Regions from separate parts of the Mus musculus genome. Here all the other regions are linked to region 1. The links are chromatin loops, found by intact Hi-C in ENCODE. Cell type or tissue: heart. All regions are shown on one strand.

The links. A loop is a pair of places that touch in the nucleus more often than their neighbours do. Peaks named below come from ENCODE experiments on the same cell type or tissue, not always from the same donor. Only the 100,000 strongest peaks of a DNase experiment are listed, where the experiment ranks them.
Region 2: a loop joins it to region 1, with 10 times the contacts of the local background. A loop is called at or near these places in 3 of 42 quality-filtered maps.
Region 3: a loop joins it to region 1, with 2.0 times the contacts of the local background. A loop is called at or near these places in 3 of 42 quality-filtered maps.

What each region holds. Positions count from the first base shown.
Region 1 is chr12:37,104,596-37,112,595 of GRCm38, reverse strand. It overlaps Meox2 (mesenchyme homeobox 2), which reads right to left and starts at 4,056. Exons shown (of 3, transcript NM_008584.4): 1 at 3,252-4,056. The coding sequence starts at 3,765. Gm29007 (predicted gene 29007) reads left to right here and starts at 5,844. Exons shown (of 2, transcript NR_166884.1): 1 at 5,844-5,883. In heart, a CTCF peak has its summit at 1,397; DNase peaks (open chromatin) are centred at 3,335, 4,145 and 4,695; H3K4me3 peaks cover 1,924 bases; H3K27ac peaks cover 802 bases; H3K27me3 peaks cover 3,962 bases.
Region 2 is chr12:36,914,275-36,922,274 of GRCm38, reverse strand. No RefSeq gene overlaps it. Among named protein-coding and RNA genes, the nearest start is that of Gm40394, 35 kb to the right of the region's middle. In heart, no CTCF peak of the experiment used is centred here; a DNase peak (open chromatin) is centred at 4,534.
Region 3 is chr12:37,269,291-37,277,290 of GRCm38, reverse strand. All of the region lies in intron 3 of Agmo (alkylglycerol monooxygenase), which reads right to left. Among named protein-coding and RNA genes, the nearest start is that of Agmo, 32 kb to the right of the region's middle. In heart, no CTCF peak of the experiment used is centred here; no DNase peak of the experiment used is centred here.

The DNA of each region.
Region 1 (8,000 bases):
CATCTATTTTAACAAAACTGAACAATTCATGCTCACTAATATATTACTTTGTGTAATTGAAGCCAAGAAGTTGACAGTATTTATAGACGTTTTTCAGAATCACCTGGCTCGTACTGATTGTTTTAAGCACAGTTGTAACTTTAAGAGTCCCTTTGAAGGAGTGGCAGATGTTGGCTTTACTAACATTGCTGGAAAGGCTAGCTGGCTCAAAGTTATAAAATTGTTTAGCACATACTATGAAAATGTCGTAAGTTTCTCTTAAAATTGGCTATTTTTAATTGTTAATTAACTATAATGGAAGTCTAAAGTCTATAAACATTTGCTTCTATACTAGTAAGCTTTCTGTATTTGTTTAAGTCTGCTTTCATGTAGGTTTTCAGAATAGAAACACTGGACGGTATTTTATATTGAAATTGTTGCATTATTACTATGGATTAAAATGTAAGGTTTATACGTGGTTTGGTTCTTTAACACCATTTCCTGGTACTTATTATAAATTAACTCATTTATCACATATGCACTGGTAGTAGACTTGGTTCCAACATTGCCATAGATTAAAGTACTGTCTATACTATACATATACAGCCAACTATACATATACAGCGATTATAAAATGCCTAAATAAATAAATTGTTGCTACCATGCATGATTTCGTTTTCATTTTATATAGTCCTAAGTCTCAGATTGTTCAATATAACTTATTAAACATTAATTAATTATGAAGGGATACAATAGGCAAACTGTGCCAAGTAAGAATTGATAACAGAACAGAATTATAAATATTTTCTGTTAATTTGCTGTCTGGTAAGTCAAAATATTTTCACAATACTTTGAAATGATTTGACCTTAAATTGAATGTTCGTTGTATAAATTAAAATAGGAGAAAGAATGGCTTGGAGTTAAGCATACCTGTGATCGAACCGTTATTAACTCAGAGCCTGACATTGATTTTATTTTCAATAGTGTACCAAGAAAATTGATGCTTGACTTTGATATTCTATCAATGGGTACATTCGTTCTAAGTCAAGCCCAGTAACATTAGCCTTCCTAAAGATTGTATTTCCCGTCCTTGTAATACGGAGTTGGCACAAATGTTTATTCTCGTTGCTTGTTTTGGTGTTTAAATGAGTTTCACAACACAAAAACAAGCCTCTCTTTGCTATGTGCTTATTTGCCCCTGATAAAAGTGATGGAAACCAGTGTTAGTCAATATTAAAACCATTTTTGTTAAAATAAACTAAGGAAGTCAGTTTTTAGTCTCACTCTCCCTGTTTCCCCAACCAAAAATAACTTGTGCCTGAAAAAAAAAAAAAATTCCTTCGTGTGCGCAAATAATCTTTAGGGCATTGGTTCAGCTAAGAAGCAGCGCAGTTTCCCCCTTGCGGAAAGAAAACACGGAATCCGAGCTTCTGGTCCTCCCTGAAGTAGATAGCAACCTGCCAAAGCAATCCATGCATTTCTGCTCATAAATGCCCAATCTGGGGAAACCCAGTGCGTTCTGATGCCTTCTTAGGAACCTTTTTGGTATCTTAGGATTTCACATACAGTTAGAGATAACCAGTAAACAGAATAACAGCGATGACCGAGTTCTTAGACATAACTAATCATGATGAAGCATCATTAATCGTTCACCCAGGACCTGAAAAATTACAGGTTCAATAGTGAGGCTGGGAAGCAAGGAGTCACCCCACACCGAGGTCAAGAAAAATTTCTATCATCTTTCAACACATTACAAAATACACAGCCCTTACTGCCCTACACTGCAGAACACCTTGCCTAAAATGTTTAAAATGCTATTATTTTTCAATTCTTCAAACTATTGCCTAGAATTATATGTTCTCTCGAGACACTAGCACAGAAAACGTAATATATGTAAACATTTTACTAGTTAAGTGACGTCTTTCTAAATCTGTATCCAGGTTGCCTTGTAACTACATAGAAGATTCAATAAAGAAAAAAAGAAGGAAAGAAAGAAAGGAAAGAAGGAAGGAAGGAAGGAAGGAAGGAGAGAGAGAGAGAGAGAGAGAGAGAGAGAGAGAGAGAGAGAGAGAGAGAGAGAACATTTACAATGAGGAATGTATTTAAGGGCTTTGTTGTGTTTCCTGGAAATTTTTAGTTTCTCTGTGCTGTCAGGATGCACTGGCTATTGGACTTCCAGGCCCCTGAATTCTTCTGGGAGGCTCCCCTTTTGTAGGACTGCTCAAGTTACCCACACCTTCCCTGCATCTTCTTCCAGCACTGTCAGGACTGTTATCTGTCCACTTTCTCCACTGCATCTCAAAGCACTACTCAATTGATGAAGGCTTTTATTTTCCACAGTCGAAGTTCAAACATTTTGTTTTGGTTGGTTGGTTGATTTGGACTTTTTGCTTGTTTCCCGTCCCCGTCCCCCCCCCCCCCCCAAACCAGGTTAGCACCATATGAGTGTAATTACTATAAGAATACTCTTTATTCAAAGTTTTCAGAGGTATTCCTTAAACACTTCTAGATTACTAGATAATTACTTTTTCGCCAAATAAATAGAATGTTTGGGGAGGGGTTGTTTGTTTTTTAAATATCATTTTAAGAAAGGTGCTATTTAAGGAACTCTGAAAGCAAAAATATTAAAAAAAAAGTTTTAGGTTTCTGTTCTTTTTCTTTCTTTAATTTTTCCTTATCTTTTTCTTTCCTTTTCCGTTTTCTTCCTTTTTTCTTTTCCTCCTCTTCTTTTCTTTTCTTTTCTTTTCTTTTCTTTCCTTTTCTTTTTCTCGTATTTGGTCAAATCCAGTTAAAGTTCAAGGCATTGCGCAATAATTTGGAAACCCAGTTAAGGATAGGAAAAGTCGAGTTGTTCAGAGTTGGGAATTGGAAGGGAAAAGTCAAGGAAACCCGCATGCACGCACACACGCACGCAGGCATGCATGCCCAGCGGATGCAGCATCCCAATGGGCACACCCCTCCCAACCCGTGGAGGGACCCGCCACGCTCCCTTAACCGATTTTGCATAGTGTCACTTGCTCTTTCTTCACCACTTCTGGAAAACTGATTTGCGATCTTGGAGGGCTTTGAACGGCTGGATGTAGATATATTAACTTCAGTGAAACACGTGCTCCTGAATTACAGGACGGACGCTCCATGGATGAACTCGCCCACCAGAGCGAGGAAAGGCTAGCAGCTTCACAGTTTGTCTTTCTATGAGAAACATCCCACACCTCCCCGCATCTTCCTAGCCCAGAGCGCACTCTCCCCAGGGTTGCTTTGCCCGCACTCACCTGAGCTGTCGCTTTTCCTTTTGCTGCCACTTCTCTTCTCTACGTCTGCGGGTGACAGCGCTTGACGGCCATAATCCCCTGGTGCGCACGCGGCCCCGGTAGGGGTGCTGGAGCCCAGGCTAGATGAGTTGGAACACAGGACCGGAGGGCTGCTTCCCAGCTCCGGGGGCCCTCCCGAATCAGGCTGCAGGCACAGGCTGTGCCGGGCCGCGCTTGGTGGAGAGGACATCTGCGGGAGGTGCCAGTTGCTTTGCAGAGCCTGGTGCTGCTGCTGCTGGTGGTGGTGATGGTGATGGTGGTGGTGGTGGTGGTGCCCCCTGTGATGCTGGCTGGCAAACATGCCCTCCTCGTTGGGGTATCCCGCGATTATGCAAGACGAGGAAGATGTGGAGAGTTCGGGGTAGGACATGTGGTCAGATCTTCCATGGAGGGCCAGAGAAGACTGGGAGAAGGGGTGCAAGCCTTGCGCTGTGGCGTGGGGGCTGCGCAGGCAGCCAAAGAGGGGGTGTTCCATGGCATGCAAGTTTCGGCTTCCAAGCAGAAGACTTCACGGACGGTCCGAATGTCCACCAAGCGCTGTCACTTTTCACTGGAAATCCTAAGACTTTCCCCCACTCACTCCAAAAGTAAAAGCCGCGCGCGTTTGCATTTGAGCAGAGCCGGCTAATCCCAGTCCTGAGCCTTAGCGGCCAGTCTCCTGCACGTATAAACACTAGGACCTGGAGGAGCTTCCTTCGCAGCTGCTCAGATGTCAAGTGTGGGAGAGGTGGAAGCCAAAAGAAGGTGGTCCCAGAGAACTGCTTTCAGGGGGAAATGGCTCTGAGAGGTTATAAATAGAGTGTAATGTGAGCTGGGGGCTGGCTTAGGAGCCCAGCGCTGACCACATGCAAACTCCCTCCAAAACTCCCGCTCAGTCAGCGCCACCGTGCTCTCTCATTTCCAGTTCCCATTGCTGGCAGGACAGGAGCCGCTGCCCAACGCCCGCCCGTCGGGCCCTGGGAGCTTCCACCACAGCTAGTGGTGCTCCCAGAGCCTCAGTCGCTCCGGGCCACCGCAATCTGTCCCATAGGTTCCCATGGCCAGACGCAGAGGCACTCAGCTTCCCTAAGCCAGCACACAGTGTCTCTGAGTAGCTCACTGCTCTTGGAACCTAGATCTCTCAGCCTTGGTGGGGGTTGGGGTCACCTGCAGGAGCTCCCTGACTACTCCCTGACTTTGCAGACCACAGAGAACTTTCAAGAGAACTTTCAAGAGAAGAAGAGCCTAGTCTGTCGAGCTTTTCAAACTCAGAGGCCACTCACGGTTCCAGCGTAAACACATTAGGTTTATTCTCTTTTAGGTATCTGAGAATAGATTGTTAGAAAACCTAGAGCCAGGGCGGAGGTTGTAGAGCTGTGCACCAAGGCTAGCACAGTGCTACTCTGAGTGCAGAAAGGACAGATATACAATGGGGTGTGCGCGACACAGAGGTGGATGTAGGCTCTGGCGCCTTGGCGACACACAAGTGTTGCTCCAAGTGGTGTCCCCCTTCCTTCTTTTTCTGACCCTCTTCCCACCCCTACTTCTCTTTACCAGTCCAGTTCGCGAAATTTTCTCACCATTTGCTCACCGAGGAAATTGGGAGGGGGGGGGTCAAGAATAACCCGAAAAAATGTCAAATGAGCAAGTCTAACTTGCTCCCAGCTTCACCCTTCCTAGCTAGCTTAACCCTGCAGGAGCCAATTCACAGCCCGCTCCCATCCTTTGAGAAATGAAATCTCTCTTTAGCTCACAGAGCTAATGCTCCTTGCATACATTCCATTCCTCACCACCTTTCTGTTTTAAGCAGATAGCAAACTTAACATTCCCTCAGCGTGGACCCTGCTATCATGGTTCATTTCCCCCAGGTTTACAGCCTGTGCTCCTGGAAATGAACTAACTGCACACCTTGCCACCAGTGAATTTGTGAGAGCAGGGGCTGGGGTTGACACAGCAATTAGCTTGGGCGGCCACAGAATCTACTGGAAGTCCTGTCCTTAACCCACAACAAGCTTGGGAGAGTGGGCTGCAGGAAAGCCTGTTCCTATCTAGGAAGTGTCTGCCAAGGGGATGTCTGCAGTAGCCTAGGGTGTTCAGGACTTGGAGTGTGCCACTATGGTTAACTGCCATATGTTTATTGTCTGGGTGACCAGAAGATGATGGCCAAGTCTTTGAAATTGCTAATGGGATTAATGAGTACAGCAACCTGAACTAGACATCTGGTTTAAATTAGGAAAAGGTATTGATGAATTTTGGAGGAATGTCCCCAAGGCAGAACCCTTCTCTCTGCCGCTCCTTCTGCCATCTTCAGTCTGTTACCCTTTATTTTAAGAGGTTCTCCAGAAAAGGAACTTCCAAACAAACTTTAACATCCGTGTGAAAAGTCGAATTGTTTTGCACAACTTAGAGATGGGGTGGAGTGGGGGTTGATCAGGAATTCCAAGATTTGTAAGCACTGCTTTCTTTAACGGAAATTGAGCCCTATTTTGAGGGAAATTAGTTTTGCAGACTTCGTTAGGGGAAAAAAAAAAAAAAAGAACCTAAAACTTTTGTTCACCAGCCGCTCAACGTTTCAGTCTGAGGCTGAGCTGGAACCTGCAGCAAGGCTTTGACGGTAAGGTTCTTTGCTTGTAATTTGGGAATCTTATCCTGAAAAGGGGCGCTGATCATTCTTGGGGTACGTGACTGCTAGGAGCTTTAGGTACAGGCAGGATGGCTTCCCGGACTTAAAGCTTAAGACTACTTCTTCTGCCACTACCCACAACCTTGGCTTTTTAAGAATTACAAAAGAGAGTGGGAAACATATCCCTCATATAAGATCGGAATATATTTTGATTTTTCTGCTTTTTATGGTTTCAATATGCGCTCTGATATTAAACATAGAAGTATAAAGTGCAATGATAAATTCCCTGCCTGTGCTCCCTTAGCATCTCAATGGACCCTGGGTTCTGAAAGCATTCATATTTTATTCAAACTGAAATTTGATCAATTCCTCTAATAAACATAATAAAATATTTGCATAGTGTAAGATCCCTCGACTGAAAGCATGGTAGGGAGTGTCAGATAGGACTGACAAAAACATACTTCATCTGTAGTGTTTAACAAAATCCACCCAAGTCTTTCCAGTGTGTGTTCTATAAACTACAGCTAAACTATTAGTGAACAAAGAGTTGCATGTAACTAGGATGTTGTAGGTGAGAGTAACTAGCAAGAATAAAGTTTGATCTCCATAGAGGCTGGCGTTTGGTGAGTCTGCCCAGTGGCTGGGCTGGTTTTCCTCCCTCGTTCACTACATCACACAGATGTTAACAGTATGTCCAGAAATTCCTCTACAACCTGCCTCAGTCAGTTTTCCTCTGGAAATATGAGGCCAGTAATCTGGGAAAGAAGAGGAAAAACAAGTTAGAAAAGGACAGAACAGCTTCCAAAGTCATGCAATTGCAGGACACTTTCAGGAAAGGTCTTTTAACTTGAAGGCACAGAACATTAAGTATTCCCAAGGCCAATGAAATTCAGATTTCTAATATAAAGTATAATACAAGCAAAATGTCATGGAAAAGGAAAAGGGTGCTAAAAAGCAAAAGAAGTCAAGACTCGCTGCTTTCAAAATTAAGCATGGCTATCAAAGTTTCATAATGTTTAAATACTATTAACTATTGCACAACTTTCAAAAACTTCATGTTCTTAGAGCATTTGTAATGATAGATAATTTTTAGTTTTACTTAGGATGTTTTGTTTTTCAAGTGTTAGTGTAGCAACAACAGAAAAAAAAATACACAATGCTTTCATCAGTAGCTGATTTAATATTTGCATTTTAATTAATCCAATGATTAATATGACTTTTCAGTAACAAGATGAATTGTAGAAATTCGGACAACCAAAGTATCTATGTCATTTGAGCTATAATGTTTAGTCTTCATAAACATATATTTCAAAATTCTTGAAAAAATGTTATGTCAACATAAAAATCAAATATAAAGTATAAAATCAAGGCATGTATCACAGAGTATAGGAAATGTTTAGCTCTTGTGGAGTTACTTAACCATAACTATTTAAACAATCATTAGAAGCTTCAATGCTAAGTATGTCTATGGCTCCGTTTGACCAAATGGCATAAAAGCCAACCAGAAAGCCATATTTTATTTAAAAAGATAGAATCTTTTAATTAAAACGAGATTGAACTTATTTCATTTTATTTAGATTCATGGTGACTTAAAAGTTGTTTGAGGGATGACGAGAATTAACATTAAATCCCAGATGTTTTTCTTCTTGTTGTGCATGGTACATATACTAGCTGAGGCTTAAATGATTAATTGAACATAAGGATTGCCTCAGACACTTACTTCTCATAGAAAAGCCATGGCTGCTGCATCCCCTCAAAGAGCACAATTATGTCCTCCAGCTTATTTCTTTGAAATTAAGGTTTTAAAAAACATAATATTCTAAGCAGTTAGTGGCAGCTTAAATGATTTATTACATAATCCATTTCAATTAAATGAGGAATTATCTTTCTCTGGTATTAGGAATTACAAAATTTAAGGCACAAATGTACTATATCTGTGCTTTATCTAGACATTTAAAAATTTTAGAGTTTTTCTGTTTTTCTAACTGACGTTTTATAATAATAACAATTATTGTAAATTATTACTAAATTATGATTAAAAAACTATAGCTCTGCCTAAGGCCATGAGACATATATACACATATATGCGTAAAATATATGTATATAAT
Region 2 (8,000 bases), 190 kb after region 1:
CCCTAGTCCCTTTTTATTAAAGCATGCCTTCTACCAATTCTTCCCTTACTTACTTTATAGGTACTTATTTGTGCTATTTATTTCTCTCACTAAATGTACCATCTATGCAGACAGAGCCTTTAGATGACTGTAGTTTACATTTAGACCTGTTGCCTGAGCTGCAGCTAGTAGCTGAAAGTAAGGCGCCAGGGGCAACACCCAAATGTTTGTTGAATATGTGAGTGGATGTGAATTGAAAAAGAATAAATCATAATCTTGGATTAAGAATGAACCAGGAATCAAGCTCCTTTGAAGCAGGAGTGTTTTGGGTTTGCCTGCTGCAATCTACCATGAACATGGAATTTCATTTTTCTAAAGTCTCAGTCCCCAGCCATTCATGGTTAAAACTCAAAAGATAACTTGTATGAGGAAACTGAGTGGTCATCAGCATCAAAATCTCAAGAGTTCCTGCTTAGGCCTTGAATGATGACCAACACATTCATGGCCAATTACAACGTCCTAAGATGATATGGAGTGATCCAGAAGAAATCCACCGGGAAGGAAGAATTCCCAGTATGCACAATAAGGAACAATGTGCTGAATCAGAACATAAATTCCCCTTTAAATGCATACCTCCTGCTTCGGTCTCTATGAGCCCAAGTGAGTCCTGCTTAGTTGATTGAGTTAACCATGTTCTTTTGGTATTTTCCATTTCCTCTGACTCTTACAGTCTTTCTCTCCCTCTTCTGGGGAGTTCTTTGATTCCAAGAGGTGAGACCCAGTGGTAATCAAATCCAGAATTTCTCTGCAACATATCTGCTTATGGGTCTCTGCACCCTCTCTCATCTACAGAGTAAGAAACTTCTTGTCTGATGATTATAATGCACTAATCTATGAGGACAGCAGAATATCATCAGCTATCTTTTTTGTTATTGTTTTTGTTTGTTTGTTTGTTTTGGCCTGTTGTGCTAGGTTCTGAAGTAACAAACACAAGACCTGCATGGGTCTGCACCAGGTACTCTGCGTATATGCTATGGTAGACTCAATCAGATTTGTTTGCCAGTGCTATCGATACATTCGCAATTTATACTTTTTTTTCCATTTGTTCTCAGTGTCAAATCACCATTCCTCTTGACTCTTCCTTTAAAAATCACATCCATACACCAAGAGCTCTTCAGACAACACAGATTTTGTTTTACTTACATATACACCCTTGTGAGGAAAGAGAAGGAATGAAGCCCAAAGCTTTCTGTCTACCTTGTAATCTAAGTAATATCGTTCTTGTACTAACACTAGCCCACAAGGAACGGTGCCACCAAAACTGTTCTGAGTCGAGAAGTCATCATGTATTCCTTCACATTGCTTCCTGTCACTAAGGTATTTCCGTACTTGAGACAGAACAGTTTCCACAATAACAAGGAAACTAAGTTTATTCCCCCCCCCCTCAGGAATTGTTGGATGACACATGACACACACTCTTTCAAAGCATCTTTGGGGGGTAGAGCTAGAATAACTTTCTCTGTCCATATCATCTTTAAGAAACCCAGCATTGTTTAAACAACTAAGAAAAATCTAACAGCTGGCTGTGTGCAAAGCACTGTCAAAGATTACCATGTAGAAGGGCCTATGTGTGCTTTAAAGTCTTCATAGAAAAGTATGAGAATATGAGAGTGCTCAGCTCTAACTGTTTGTGTGGAGGACCTGGAGGTCTACCTGAGGTAGACAATTGCAAAATCTCTGAAGATGCTTGGTGACAAATGAATAGAGAGTTCACTTGGAGAAAGCTGGAACAGTTCAAGGGCTGACATATGTACGTACACGTGTGGAGAAATAGCTCTTAGGAATGTCAGGTGCAGAGTCATTGAAAAGCACCTAGGAAACTCCCTAGTGCAGAGGTCTTCGCAATTGTGGAGAATTCCTATTTATCCTGTAGACTGTGTAATGAAGCAATTGTGAGTAAGGAAGCCAAGAGTTATGATATGTGTGTGACTGATTCCTCTGGTGTGCAAGAAACACACTTCAATGACAGTAATGCTTTGGAGAAGGCAGATATGTTTGCAAATCATCTAAAAGTTTAGTCCAGGCAGGGCAGTGGTGGCACACGCCTTTAATCCCAGCACTTGGAAGGGCAGAGGCAGGAGGATTTCTGAGTTCGAGGCCAGCCTGGTCTACAGGATGAGTTCCAGGATAGCCAGGGCTACACAGAGAAACCCTGTCTTGAAAAACCAAAAAAAAAAAAAAAAAAAAAAAAAAAAAAAGTCTCTTTAAGCCATTAGAACAGCAGCCATGGATGTGAAAGGGACAATTGTTCAGCAGATTTAATCAATAGCTCTTGAAAGTCTGATTGAGTGACTCCTGCACTGCTGTCCCTGTTTGGAACTCATGTTACACATTTCTCCCAAAGTTTTATTTTTCTAGGAATCCATGATACCATCATTCTTTCCAGCCGCTGCCATCCTGACAGGCATGGGGATACCAGTCACCACTCGGATGTTCCCAGGTTTGTTTCCAGTTTCCTCCCAATAGACATTGTACACTGGAAACCATTCATCTTTGCTTCCACAAGTGGGCTCAGCATGACAGCTTACACATTCAAGCCAAAGGTTTTCTCAGGATCCCTCATGACTTATTTATATCTTGTCTGTCAATTAAATATGGAACATACTCTTTATTTGCCTGATACAACTTTGCTTTAATGTACGGACCCACGATTCTCAGCTTCCCTCTAATAGTGTTCTCATGCTGCCCATCAAGACACTGGTTACCTCTCCTTTCCCATCTGAGTTTGCCAAAGTGAATTCCAGTGGAGGGTGGTTTTTTTTTTACACATTTTTCCTAAGGCTTCTAATAAGGTCATTGTCAAAGACTCCAGGCTTCCTGTGCTCTAATCACTCTCTAAGTGATCCTTATTTCCTTTACCACTTAACGCCTATAAGAAAGAATAAAGGGTTATGGGAGAAATTGGAATTCCAAAACATGACACACTGTGATACCATGAAATCAAAACTGCTAAATCTACCTTTCATGGATTTAGTGGGAAATTTCAGAATTCAAAATAGAGTTGCTGGACTGGAACATAGCACTTGTTCCTTGCTTCTATGTCTTTATCCCACCATATTTTTAAGAATTGAAATCAAAACAAATGACAATGTCCTAAGGTTCTTATTGACTCAATCATGATATAAACAGAAAAGGAACTAAACCGTCATTATCCTGTCATTCTGTTGTGGTTATGAAAATCTCTATATTATATGGAATAGAGAAAACATGATTTTTATTTAAGTTTTCAACATATTTTATTTTATATGACTGTTTAAACATTTCAATGACCTTAACCTAATGTTTACTATTTTGTAATTCGCTAGCAATGAACATATTAAAAATTCAGACTACTCATCCTTGACTTGAGAATATTTGTGTTGTTTTTGAGCTTTGCAAAAATGCCCAGAACAAGATGTTAATCTTATAAATCTCCAATGCAGTATTTCAAGGATATTTTCATGAAATATTATAAAATGAGAACATAAGAAAGCAAAAACCTTCCACCATTTCCTCGGATTGGCAGCCCTTGTTTGACTAGACTACACTTGGCCTCTTCTGTACCTGAATGCAGCCAGGATTTTTTTTCATAAACGGTGCATAAATCAAAAGGATAAGTCCAGCTGAAGTGGAGACTTATGACCATTGTGACTGATTTATTCAATGAACTGCACTAACTTCCTAGTTCATGTGTTCCTTTCTGGGTTGTGTCTATTTTGTAAAATAACAAGCCCCCTCTTTGTTCTCCCTGCCCTGCACTGTCTCCCTCCTCCAGTCTGCAGGCCAAGCACAGGCAGCACACTGCATCATTATTCTCACACTGAGACTACAAAGGATGGTGCTGCCTGTGCCGTCTTCCAGATCTACGCTTTTCCACTCTTCTCAGTGGCACATAAATTCTCACCGTTCCTATTGATAAAGAATATTTGAGTAGTGAGTACCATTTTTCTCCTCCAGTGTTCCTCTTCCTTTGGCAAGTGTCATAGTAAGAGGAAATGACCCTTTCCAATATCCAGTGCTACATTTTTTTTTCTATTCAAAATCTGGAAAATTGCATTATAAAATGTGAAGTTCACTATTACTCCACCAATGTATTTTGCATGTTAATTTGCCAAGATGATAACTCACATTTTATCATGTTTCCAACATCCCCTGGATTATCCCACTCTTAGTCCCTGTGTGCCTCACATTGGACTCCCATCTGGTTTTTCTGCCTAAACATATTCTCCTGAGAGCATGTTTAATTTGAATTGTATTAAATTCATCAAACTCTTTAATGAGCCTTGGGCATTGTCGACTTGTGTGTGGGGTCTCTCCTAAATAGTAGCAGAGAGGGACCTTAAGGGCCTTCAGTGAGTGTCCTTCTGGGCATTCTGTCAGGACTAAGCACTGTTTCACATTATGTGAATGTCATAAATAACTTGGTGGGAAGGGTCAGTGTTTTCTTATCTTGAAGAGAGTCAAAGGGCAGTTTGCATTTATCTAGGAAATGCACCTCACAGATGCTGGTCTTAAAAGCTCCTCTGGGAAAGGGTGGGGAAATGCTATTATCCTTACATAATTCTAAAATCCTGATGGGAGGGGTCAAACAACTACAGGAATCCTTCCTGTTCCTTTTAATCAAGGCCATAGCAAACAAGGAGCAAGGGGATTAAAACACCAGGAATCATCTGTAATTGTAATTTCATATCCCACATTTTCATTTCTTTTCAGTAGCAAATGCCTTCTTTATTAAATTCTTCATTTGTATCAAAAATAAGTTTCGAAGAGGTTTACATCACAAGTATTCTTGAATGTGTCTCCAGTGTGCCTCCCAAATCAGAAGAGGAAGACACTGTGAGTTTTTACTCGTTGTGATGAATTAGGGTCTGACATTAAAGTTTCACTTTAACCAAGTACTAAAATAAAATATAATATAATAAGAAATAGTTTTGCAACTGTACTTTAAAGACCCCCTACATAGACTGCAGCTGTCTGGATGTGTTCCTGGAGAGGAATCACAGATGAGGTCTGTGATGTGTGTCCCTACTGAATTCTTAGACTATCTCCCATGCTTGGTTCATGCCATTTGTTCTTCACTGCTCTTCTTCCTTAAATTCAATTTATATCTACTCAATTGTGTTTAAAATATGACAAAGTCAAAGACCAAAGAAAGGAAACTTTACCAATAAGCCCTAGCACTTTTTAAATGTAAATACAATAAGATGAAACACCACTTTACATTTGAGTTCAATAAATTAATTATAAATGCTTCTTTTCATTGGCCATCTTTATTGAGTTATATTTTAAGAAAGTAAATGGCATTGATTTTAAGTGCAGATTGATATCTTTTCTTCAGCATCTTGCCATGCACACATTACCAAACAAGACATACAAAGTTTTCCACCACAGTAAACAAACTAAAACATTCCACTAAGAATGTTCCAGGTTTTTTTTTTTTAAAAGCAAGGACTGGATTTCAAAGGTGGGACAAAGTTTAGCAGATTTAGGGAATGAAAGCCAGCATTCTAGAGGCATAATGAAGAAACTGGGAAAACGTGAAAAGAAGGTAGAAAGCCAGGTGGGAATTGATCTTGTGGGATCTGTTATTTTGGGAAAGAAATATTTGCTGATGCTACACATTCATTCATAAAAGCAAAAACTAAACAAAACACCAAAACCAGAAAGTCTAGGATAAGGTCTTATACAGGAAAAAGCATGTGAGCTAACTCTTATCTCATTTTTCATCCCTATCTTTTGATTTCCCTCCCTCCTGTCCTATGTCCCTAGTCCTAGGTTCCTTTATTGAGTGCCTCCCTGATTGCATCCACAGCTGCACAGACTATTTTTCTTCATGTGACACGTCATAGATCATTGACCACCCATTGTTTACTCCTTTCCTTCTCTTTCACTTTCTCTCCTGAAAAGGGGGTTGGGAAAAAAAGTGGGAGATGAAGCAAGGAAGAAGAAAATCCTTTCTTGGAAATTTCTTGCTCCTCAATATTCACCTCAAGGTTTCTTTAGGAGGACTGAAGCTTCCTTCGAGGTAATGGCAAGGAAGCCAAAGAGCACATCATAACCAAATTCTGTGGCAAACAGTTAAATAGAATTATACCCGATTCAGCAATGTGGGTTGAACATTGAGTAGACGATGTGTTTAAAAATCCTTGAGTGAAGCACTTGACTTGTTTGAAACACTGCTAAAGTCAGGAAATAGGTTGCATTGAATTATATTATAAAGGAATTATAAACATACAATTAATAAAGAACATACAATGTTCTTATTGTCTTCTTTTATCCCCCCAGGTTATCCTAAATTCCTTTGACAATGCCCGATCTCATGTATATACATACTGTTACAATCATGCATGCCTTCTTTCATTTAAAAAGTGTTCAGCCAGTTATATATAACAGCAATTAAAGTGAAATAACTACTTTAAACCTTATCATGATGCTCTGGTTACGACATCAAATTATGCAATCATTTTATAATCTAACACTTCACAGTCTGCAATTTACTACTGTACATCTAGTAACATGAAAGTGGATAAATCATTAAACACATTCTATAGCATACATGCACGATATACAACATGTTACGCTGTTTAATAACTGGTAACTACTAGGTTCAATGAGTAATATTGGTACATTATGCAAATTGGGAGATACTTTAAAGAATAAAATTGATTTGCCTAAAATATCCAAGTCTTTATGGTTAGACTGCATTCTCTTCTCTTACAAAATAATGCTTTTTTTTTTTTTTGGTGTATGAATCCACTGATATGTGAATTTGTGACCTGACACATGCTAAGCAGGCACTAGTCTATCTCTGTTGCAGCCAGTGAACTGTTTCCTTGATAGTAGAGCTCATTTTGTAGAAGTAGCATAAGCATTTCAAACATAAAAACAGGAAGAAGGAAAGGCATTAATATTAAGTTTTTAATTTGCACTGCCTGCTGAGATAGATGCTTAAATTATCTCTTAATTACCCCAAAAACCAAACAAAAGTTGTCAGATTATGTGTCACATCTGGTACTATGTTAAGTACCAGAAGGCTTGCTAGAAGTCAGACAGTACATGGAGATTGCACTGAGGAAGATTGGAAACTAGGATCATAAATAATGGTGAAAATCAGTCTTAGGACTTGCTGAGACATTGATCTTCTTTGATTAAATTATAAAAATAAAAGAGTAACTATGCATACAAACATTGAGCATTAGCATTGGCTATATTTCCATTTCAAATTTCCCCTAATTATTATTTAATTAAACCTTATAGAATCGTTTAAACAAAAGACACATGAAGAAATAGGTTAAGCCAAACAAGACTTGTTGCTTTGATGGCAGCCCTCTGTTCAAAAGCATCCTTGCATTGTGTGAGAGTTGAAGAGGATTTTTGGTGGATTAGTTGTAACAATAAGGCAAACTTGCTCTAAATATTAATATATGATCAGTAGATAGATTATAGATATACAAATGATAGATGGCTGCTAGATAGATATAAGTTAAGTATTCCTTGAGAATTTCTTGTGATTATTTTCCTATATCCTAAACAGAATATCTAAAACAAACAAACAATTAGGTGGAAACATCACACACTGTGAACATTTAATTTTAATGCATAAAGTCAAAGGATATTTTGCTTCTTATCCTCTGAGTTTGCCATTCTTCTACTCCAGACCACTGGAATTAATACGAATAAAAGAATATTATTGGCTAGTAACATTGGACAACAGATTATTGTGTGTTGCCAAACTTTTGTGAGATTTTTTTATTAGATATTTTCTTTATTTACATTTCAAATGCTATCCCCCAAAGCCCCTTATACCCTCCCCCCACCCTGCTCCCCAACCCACCTACCCCTGCTTCCTGGCCCTGGCACTGGGGAGATGTTTTAAACTAACAATCTTCCTTGTGTGTCTAGAAGTTTAATCTCTGAAAACTATCATCTGAGCTTATTTATTCATATTAGTTTTGCTCCCTGGCCATAGGCATTACCCAGGC
Region 3 (8,000 bases), 160 kb before region 1:
TTTCTGGATGGTATAGCAAAGTCTGAACAGGTCATGGGATTGAGCCAGTAAGCATATGTCTTCCATGGCCTCTACTTCAGTAGTTTTAGTGTCCAGATCCGTGCCCTGCTTGAGTTCCAGCTTTACCTACCCTCAGTCATGGAAGGGTAAATGAAGAGTAAGCCAATCAGTACATTCCTCCCAAACTGCATTTGCTTATCACATCAATAGAACGCCCCCTCCCTAAGATTTTATTCCTAAATATTCAGTTTGAATTTGTTACTTCTCTCAGTATAATTCTGATGTTCATGAAATAGCATAATGACAGAAAACAAAGATTAATGGTATTGTCATAACTAAATCAACCAAATGTGACCATGGACAGGTCTTTAATTGAAACATAAAATAATATATATTTGGGGAGGTAAAATGGCTGGAAGAATTTAAAGATTTTTAAAAGGTTGTTTAAATGTAATCTGTAATTCATAATAAATAAAACTATTATGTATCCCTGTTTTGATTCTACTTTGCAACTCTCAGCAACAGCAAAAACTATTTATGAAATGGGATCAAAGAGCTATTGTAATTTCCTCTATGTAATGTTAATTGCATTAAAACAAAGATGTTAGAGCTAGAGTTGCAATAACCACAGGTGAAGTATGAAGTTTGAAAATTGCCTCAAAATCTCTTTATGTTTCTTTTTCTTTTTTCTTTTTTTTTTTATTTTTGAGATGTCAGATTTAACTCAAAATATTTCTAACCCAAAGAAGATAGTGTATTTGATCAATGAATTAAGAGTGGCAGCATTCTGGTTGTTTGAAATCTAGGTAGTAAGCTGGAGTTTTTAATAAAATATGTTACATCTCTGCCTAGATTTGACCCCTCACAAAAATGAGAATAATAATTATAAGTGAAATGACTAGTGAGATTTGTGCTGCAATGGGTGGATTGTTTTTTAAATTGGATATTTTATTTATTTACATTTTAAATGTTATTCCCTTTCCCAAATTCCCCACCAGAAACTCCCTATCCTATCTCCTCTTCTCCTGCTTCTATGAGAGTGTACCTCCACCCACTCTCTACTGCCATACCACTCCTGGGCATATATTCAAAAGATGCTCCAACATATAACAAGGGCACATGCTCTACTGTGTTCATACCAGCCAAATTTATAATAGCCAGAAGCAGGAAAGAACTCAGATGTCCTTCAACAGAAAAATGGATACAGAAAATGTGGTACATTTACACAATAGTGTACTACTCACCTATTAGAAATAATGAATTCATGAAATTCTTAGGCAAATGGATGGAACTAGAAAATATCCTGAGTGAGGTAACCCAATCACAAAAGACACACGTTATGCACTCACTGACAAGTGGATATTAGCCCAAAAGCTTGGAATACCCAAGATGTAATGGGTGAATTTAAGTGAGATCAAGTTACTGTATAAGTGACATTGGGGAGGAGTGAACTGAGTACTGGAGAACAAAAGCACGGAAATTGCTTTGTAATAGCATTTGAAATGTAAATGAAGAAGATATCTAATTAAAAAAAACTCAGTAGAATTGAATTTTCTTTTAAAAAGTTAGCACACTATTTGAACACAAATTCTGAATATAAAAAGAAAGTGTGTTTGATTGAACTATAAATTAAAAAGATATACAACAGAAGACAGGAAATCTACAGTTGCAGGTATAATAATGTAATACTCGAAGAAAATAGAATCTTTACCTTTGATGGAGATTTCCCTGTCAAGATAGTTAAATGAATTTTATATATGATAAATATAGAGATATCATTTTGCTTTACAAATTGAGTTATATCAAAATACGAGTTTTGATGTTAGTACAATCTAAAAAAAAAACAATAATTCAGAAGTAGATGGAATTTAATTCTTGTTGTCTGCAACCTATGCATTAGGTTTTTTTTTCTTTAGGTTGAGGCACTTTTCTATGATCCTTCTGGGCATACATTTTCCCACCAATGGTAAAGAGTCAAATGATTCAAGGTGACAGAATCAAAACAAATGATTCCTTAATGGTCTATGGTTGACATTATATAATTGCATGACTCAATTTAATTTTCTCTTCTCTTTAAAATGACCAAAATCTTTACATGATTTCAACCCAAAGTATATTAATGCTATTTCTTTATTTCTAATTGTGCTAACAGTTTCATTCAATTTTCCTCACTTTATTCCACTTTCAGACACACACACAGACCACCACCACCACCACGACTACCACCAGTCTTCCAAGCACATTCTGGAAACTGAGAAAATATAAAAATAGAAGTAAATTACTATGAAGTAATTTATAATTGTATGAACCCCCCTGTCGCTTCAGAAAGAAAGAGAATTTTAATAAACAATGAACTTATTAAAAGTAGTAGTCCTCAAAACTCAAGGTCAGTTCCCCAGAGAGACGCTGAGGACTTTGAGGGTCTGACTAATTTGCCCCCTGTGAAGCTTTTGCATACAGCTCATTCACCACTCCTCCTACATTCTGTAAAGGTCACCCTTGCATATTCCAAGGCAAATTTGTTTAAGGAATAAAAGATGAGCAGCATAAGGAAAAAAAAAAAAAGACTTGAGCATGGCAGTTAAAATGAAAAGCAATAAATTATTTAGGTAAATGCTAATTATGTGGGCAAATATAGAAGGCAGATCAGGCAAATAAATGTTATGAGAAATGTCTTCTGCTTAATGGCAAGTGGATTTAATCCCTGAAGACCTGTGTTCTAGTGTAGTTTTATACCACGTTAGGTTACTGACTGTTCTAATGGTTCACAGTTAAGGGCATGAAATGACAGTAATGATTTACATTGCTTATGTTAGTCTGCCAATGCCAGTGCTTGAGGCCTGCGGACATGCCACCTTCAGAATAACATTTACTCAGATTGACAGAACCTGCCACAGCCAGACTCATCTATCACCCCTAAGCCATTGGCTCCTCTCAGAATTTTTGTTTATGGTTTGTTTACTGGTTATTTTATTAATTTATATTTCAAATGCTGTTCCCCTTCCTGGTCTCCCCTCCACAATCTCCCTCCCCTTTGCCTCTAATTGGGTGCTTCCCCACCCACCCACTTACTCCTGATTCACCCCTCTAGCATTCCCCTACACAAGCCTTCACAGGACCAAGAGGCTCCCCTCCCGTTGAAAAGGCAATCCTCTGCTACATAGGTAACTGGAGCTATGGGTCCCTCCCTGTATACTCTTTGGTTGGTGGTCTAGTCCCTGGGAGTAGGCTGGTTAGTTGATATTGTCCTTCCTATCTTTCCTCTCCGCTTTTAAATCCATTCAGTCCTTGTCTTGATCAGCTCAGTCAAGGTCGCAAGCTAGGTGAAGCAGGTCTGAGTGTCCACCAGCAGGGCTGACTTAGAGGCATAGAGACGTGAGAAACAAAGAGCTGTTGTTGAGCCCTAAGTAACACAATATACACAACCACTGTAGTGAAGAAGTTTTCCAGACAGACACAGTAAAAGCAAAGATGGTACGTTATTCTTACATTTGGTTTTTTGTTTGGTCGGTTGGTAGGTTGTTTTTTTGTTTTGTTTTGTTGTTTTTTGGCTTTGGTTTTGCTCTGTGTGTGTGTGTGTGTGTGTGCGCGCGCGCATGCATGTGTGTGTTTGTGTTTTGAGATACAGTCATGTATCTCAGGCTGATCTAAATCACCCTATAAATCTAAGAGTGACTGTTTACTCTACCTCCCAACTCCAGGGGATATAGGGACGCATCAATCTTACTATGCAGTTCTATAACAAATAAATACTTTTAATGATAATGTATTCCAAGCATTATATTTTAGTAGCATTACAAACCACTTAAAATGACAATGGGACCATGTTAAACATGGATTGACTCTGAGTTTCTATTTTTTTTTCTGTAATAATTAAAAGACAGTAAGCCATATTTCCTGTTTTTCTTTAAAACAATCAGTATTGATACAAATATCATCCTTTCCTTAATGAAAATTAAGTCATACATATTTCCAGTTTCTACCTGTATAGATTAAATCTGTACTCCAAAACCTTTCTTTATTTTTTTTCCCAAAGAGATGGTGGAAATCATTCTTTCATGTACGTTACAGCCCTCTAGTCTGTTAAGTCAAAATGTAGGCATTGGTTTAATATCAGTAGGTACACTGGAGGCCTAAAAGGTGATACACTTAAAAGGCAATTCAGTTTTTCTGACCCAGCACTACAAAAACCCATGAATTCAGTCTGTTTCTGTCTTGAATTGAGTGCATTGAAATTTACAAGCAGAATGTTTGCAAAGATGAATGAGAGGAGGGAAGTGAGCGCCATTACTCTCCAGCATACATTTGATATGTGCTGCTCCAGGCCTGCTCTGATAGTTTCCATGGTGCCATGTGGTAGGAAAGCAGGCTTTAATCTGTAAAGATGAATCTCAGCCTCAAAACCCCCACTGGTTTTAATGAGGGTGACATAGCTACATGTCACAACAGACTTTGGAAAGGGACCCCTGAGTGTCCAATTATTTTAAGTGCTTTTCCTCTTCCATGTCACTCAACTGACCACAGTGGATTTATGTGGCAATAACACTCCTCTGACACAAACTTCCGGAGGAATCGTTCCATAATTCAATCTCAGTTAATGTTGCCTTAAAAATTAAGTGTTTCCTCAAGTTTTAAATAGATAACAGCACTTTCTAACAACCGCATGTTTCGGATACAAGTTTACTACTTAGGCAGGGCTTTAAAAAATCTGGCAAGGAAGTCTTTTCCTTTTCTAGTAAAATGGGCGGGAGGGGCTGTGGAAAAGAAGGAAAAGGGAAAAAAGGTTAAGAGAAACATCCTGTCCAATGTCCCAGAAGAACATCTTGAATATGGGACTGGAGAAGTGATGTTTTTTCCAATATTGTCTAAATAAATGTGGAAGGCTCATTGCAGTATTCATCAGCTTCAGAAAGTTGCCCGTAATTATCCTGCCTCCAGCTTCAAAGTGTTTTTTTTTTCTAGAATTTGTTCTTGCTACAAATCCTCAATTTTACAATCATATTTAAGTCAATAATAATTCTGTATAAATGTAGCCTAGTTCTTTAAGTTTCATCTAGAAACCTGGGCACACCCACCATTGAAATCAAATTACCTGTTACTAAATGACTATATTTTATATATGGCATGCCTGCTTAGAATGTGAAAATAGAAGCAGTTAATTGCTGTCTGGATCATCCCAACACAGGCAGAACTGACAAGCAGTTTAGATGTAATGAAGTTCCAGCGAAAACACAAGTCTGGTATTCAATTAGCATAATGCAAAGCTGATCTTTACTGCCTGGATAAAATGAGCCATCACTGCCCCAGTGTGTGCAAGTATTTCTGTATGACCTGGTCTGCAACTAGTACCACTCCTTGTCACATTAGTCCAAGAAGATCATTAACCCTACATCGGTTTGGTGCACCCTTCCTTCAACTAGTTTTATGTGCTATCAAAATGAATAAATATGGTCACTAGGCTTCAAATTCTGCTGAAGAATTATAAGACTTTTTGTTTGTTTTTCATATGAGAACAAAGAAAATTGACAAGCATATAATGAATTTGACTACATCCATAACCATGAGCTGATATTATATTCTCATGTATTTGTATTTTGAAACAATTTGGAAAATTCCAATCTCTTCACAATGTTTGACAATATTTTTTTATTCTCTAAATTGTGAATATAACCAGCAATCTAAGAAATCCAAGTAGACTGTATTTCTGTTTTTAAGTAAAAAATGAAACAAAAATTGCAATCAGATGAGCTGTTTGATTACTTTTCAAAGGTAATAGCTTCAGCATGATCCAAAAATTCAGTATTTTAAAATGAAACATCCACCTACATACTGGGCAAATTGCCCAAGTCTAGACCAGTACAACGACAAACTGAGGAGGAGACAGGAAAATACAATTTTGATCTTGTAAAGATAAAAACTGCCTAAAAAAGACTATCCATTTTTATTTGAGCTATCATTTATTTGATTCATATTAGCATTCAAATATGAATTAACAAAATTTATTGGGAAATATCCTTTAAGCTCAACAAATTGAATTTTTCCTCAGAACATTCAAAGATTTAGTGAATATGCTGTCGAAATTTAGTATGAACTGCGTTCAGGAAACTATCTGTAAAAGATATAAATTATCTGCCTTTTCAGACGCAGAGAATTACTGATATTTTATTATTTTTCTTTCTCTTATTGATTTCTTTTCTTTACAAAGTTAAAACAGGAGTGGAGGGTGGTTAAAACACTTGCCTGAGCAGGTGTCTGAAGTAAGGAACTCAGTTCACCTAGTCTTTCTGCTTACGCAGATCCTTGTCTGAGGACCTTTAGGACAATTTGTTGTTGACAATTCATCCTCTGCAATATGTTTGTAGTCTCTTCTCTATCTCACTGTCAAAGAGAGGCATGCTTGGATCGATAACCAGATGCCTATATAATAAGCTTGAATTTCTGTCTTGTTTTGTTCTAGGTAGTAATCTGTTATTTACTTTTACATATTTGTGCAATAAAAATGAAAATGAAGGAAAATTTATGAAGTAGTCATTTGACACTTATATTTCCTGAAGTATTTCCATCTACCTGAAAGTTATATTATTGTCATAAACATATAAACTACTACAGAGGATATGAATAGTAAATTTACATGAAAGTGTGAGAAAAATAAAAACATAGCCAGCAGATTCCAGAAAGGATGAAGGATAAACACACACACACAAAGAGAGAGAGAGAGAGATTGATTTTTATAAAACAACAGAGGAATACCTTTGAACACTGTGCACTGTTTCTCTCAAAGTTCACACAAACTAATTTCCCACCAAATGAGAGCTACGAATAATCATGGTTATGCACATTGAGTAATTAATTATGTAAAATTTAAATCAATATTTATTCTATTATGTTTATTGAACATTATGATCAATGGCAGGAGAAAAGTGGAGGAAGAGACAGACAGACAGCAGACAGATAGAGAGACATAAAGACAGAGAGACAGACAGAAACAAAATGTAATTTATACAAGGAAGTGTGAACCAGGAATTTCAGAGGCAGAAAACCTGGCTTCCAAGGATATTCTCTTGTCACCATGCAAGAAGATTTCAGAAACCATGCTCTCACTGGAATTAACTGGAAATCAAGGTTTTTGAAAACCATAAGTGGAGACACATTAGTGTTGACTGTGGCCTGTGCAAGGGTGTTAATTTCCCTAAGGGGAAGTGCACACAAAAGTTGCGCCTGATGAGGGATGAAAAGCTACCATTAATGGAGGAATTTGAAAACTGTGGTACCATAAGTCAAACTTGAATCTTAGCAAGTATGTAGAGTCTGCAAATTTCATTAAAAAAAATAATGGTGGAAAGCAGAGGGAAATGTCAAGATCTTCTACAGTGTTCAGCAGTGTAAACCAGGAATCTATGTATGTAACAGGAGAGACATAAATCCATCAAAAATAAGTGTAAGAAAGTAGAATTAATATAAAATGTGAGTTTAGAGGTATAATAACAATTACAATGAAATGACTTTAAACCCTTAAAACTATGATTCAGAAAATGACTTATAGGACAGGGAGAAATTTGGACACTACACAGGTAGCTGATATCGAGCAACTTTTAAAACTTCTTATTCATTGGCTAGACAAACCATTTAGCTATAACCATTACTGTAATATGTTTGTAGACCAAATAGCCATATTTACTTCTTTCAACCTGTGTACGTATGGATGAAGATTTAGAGCCGGCGACAGGCTATGGGATTGGTAACTGCTTGGACAGATGTAGATATCAAAGCACTGATTACTGACATTGTTGAATCTTTTAAATGGAATAATAAGGAAAAAATTAATCAAATGAGGGGACTAGAATTACTTACCAAATGGTTGATTATTTTCTAAAGAGAAAAGTATCAAATGAACCCAAAAAGATGCAAATAAGAAAGAAAGGAAGAAAGAAAGAAAGAAAGAAAGAAAGAAAGAAAGAAAGAAAGAAAGAAAGAAAGAAGCTATGCCTCTAAAATGATGG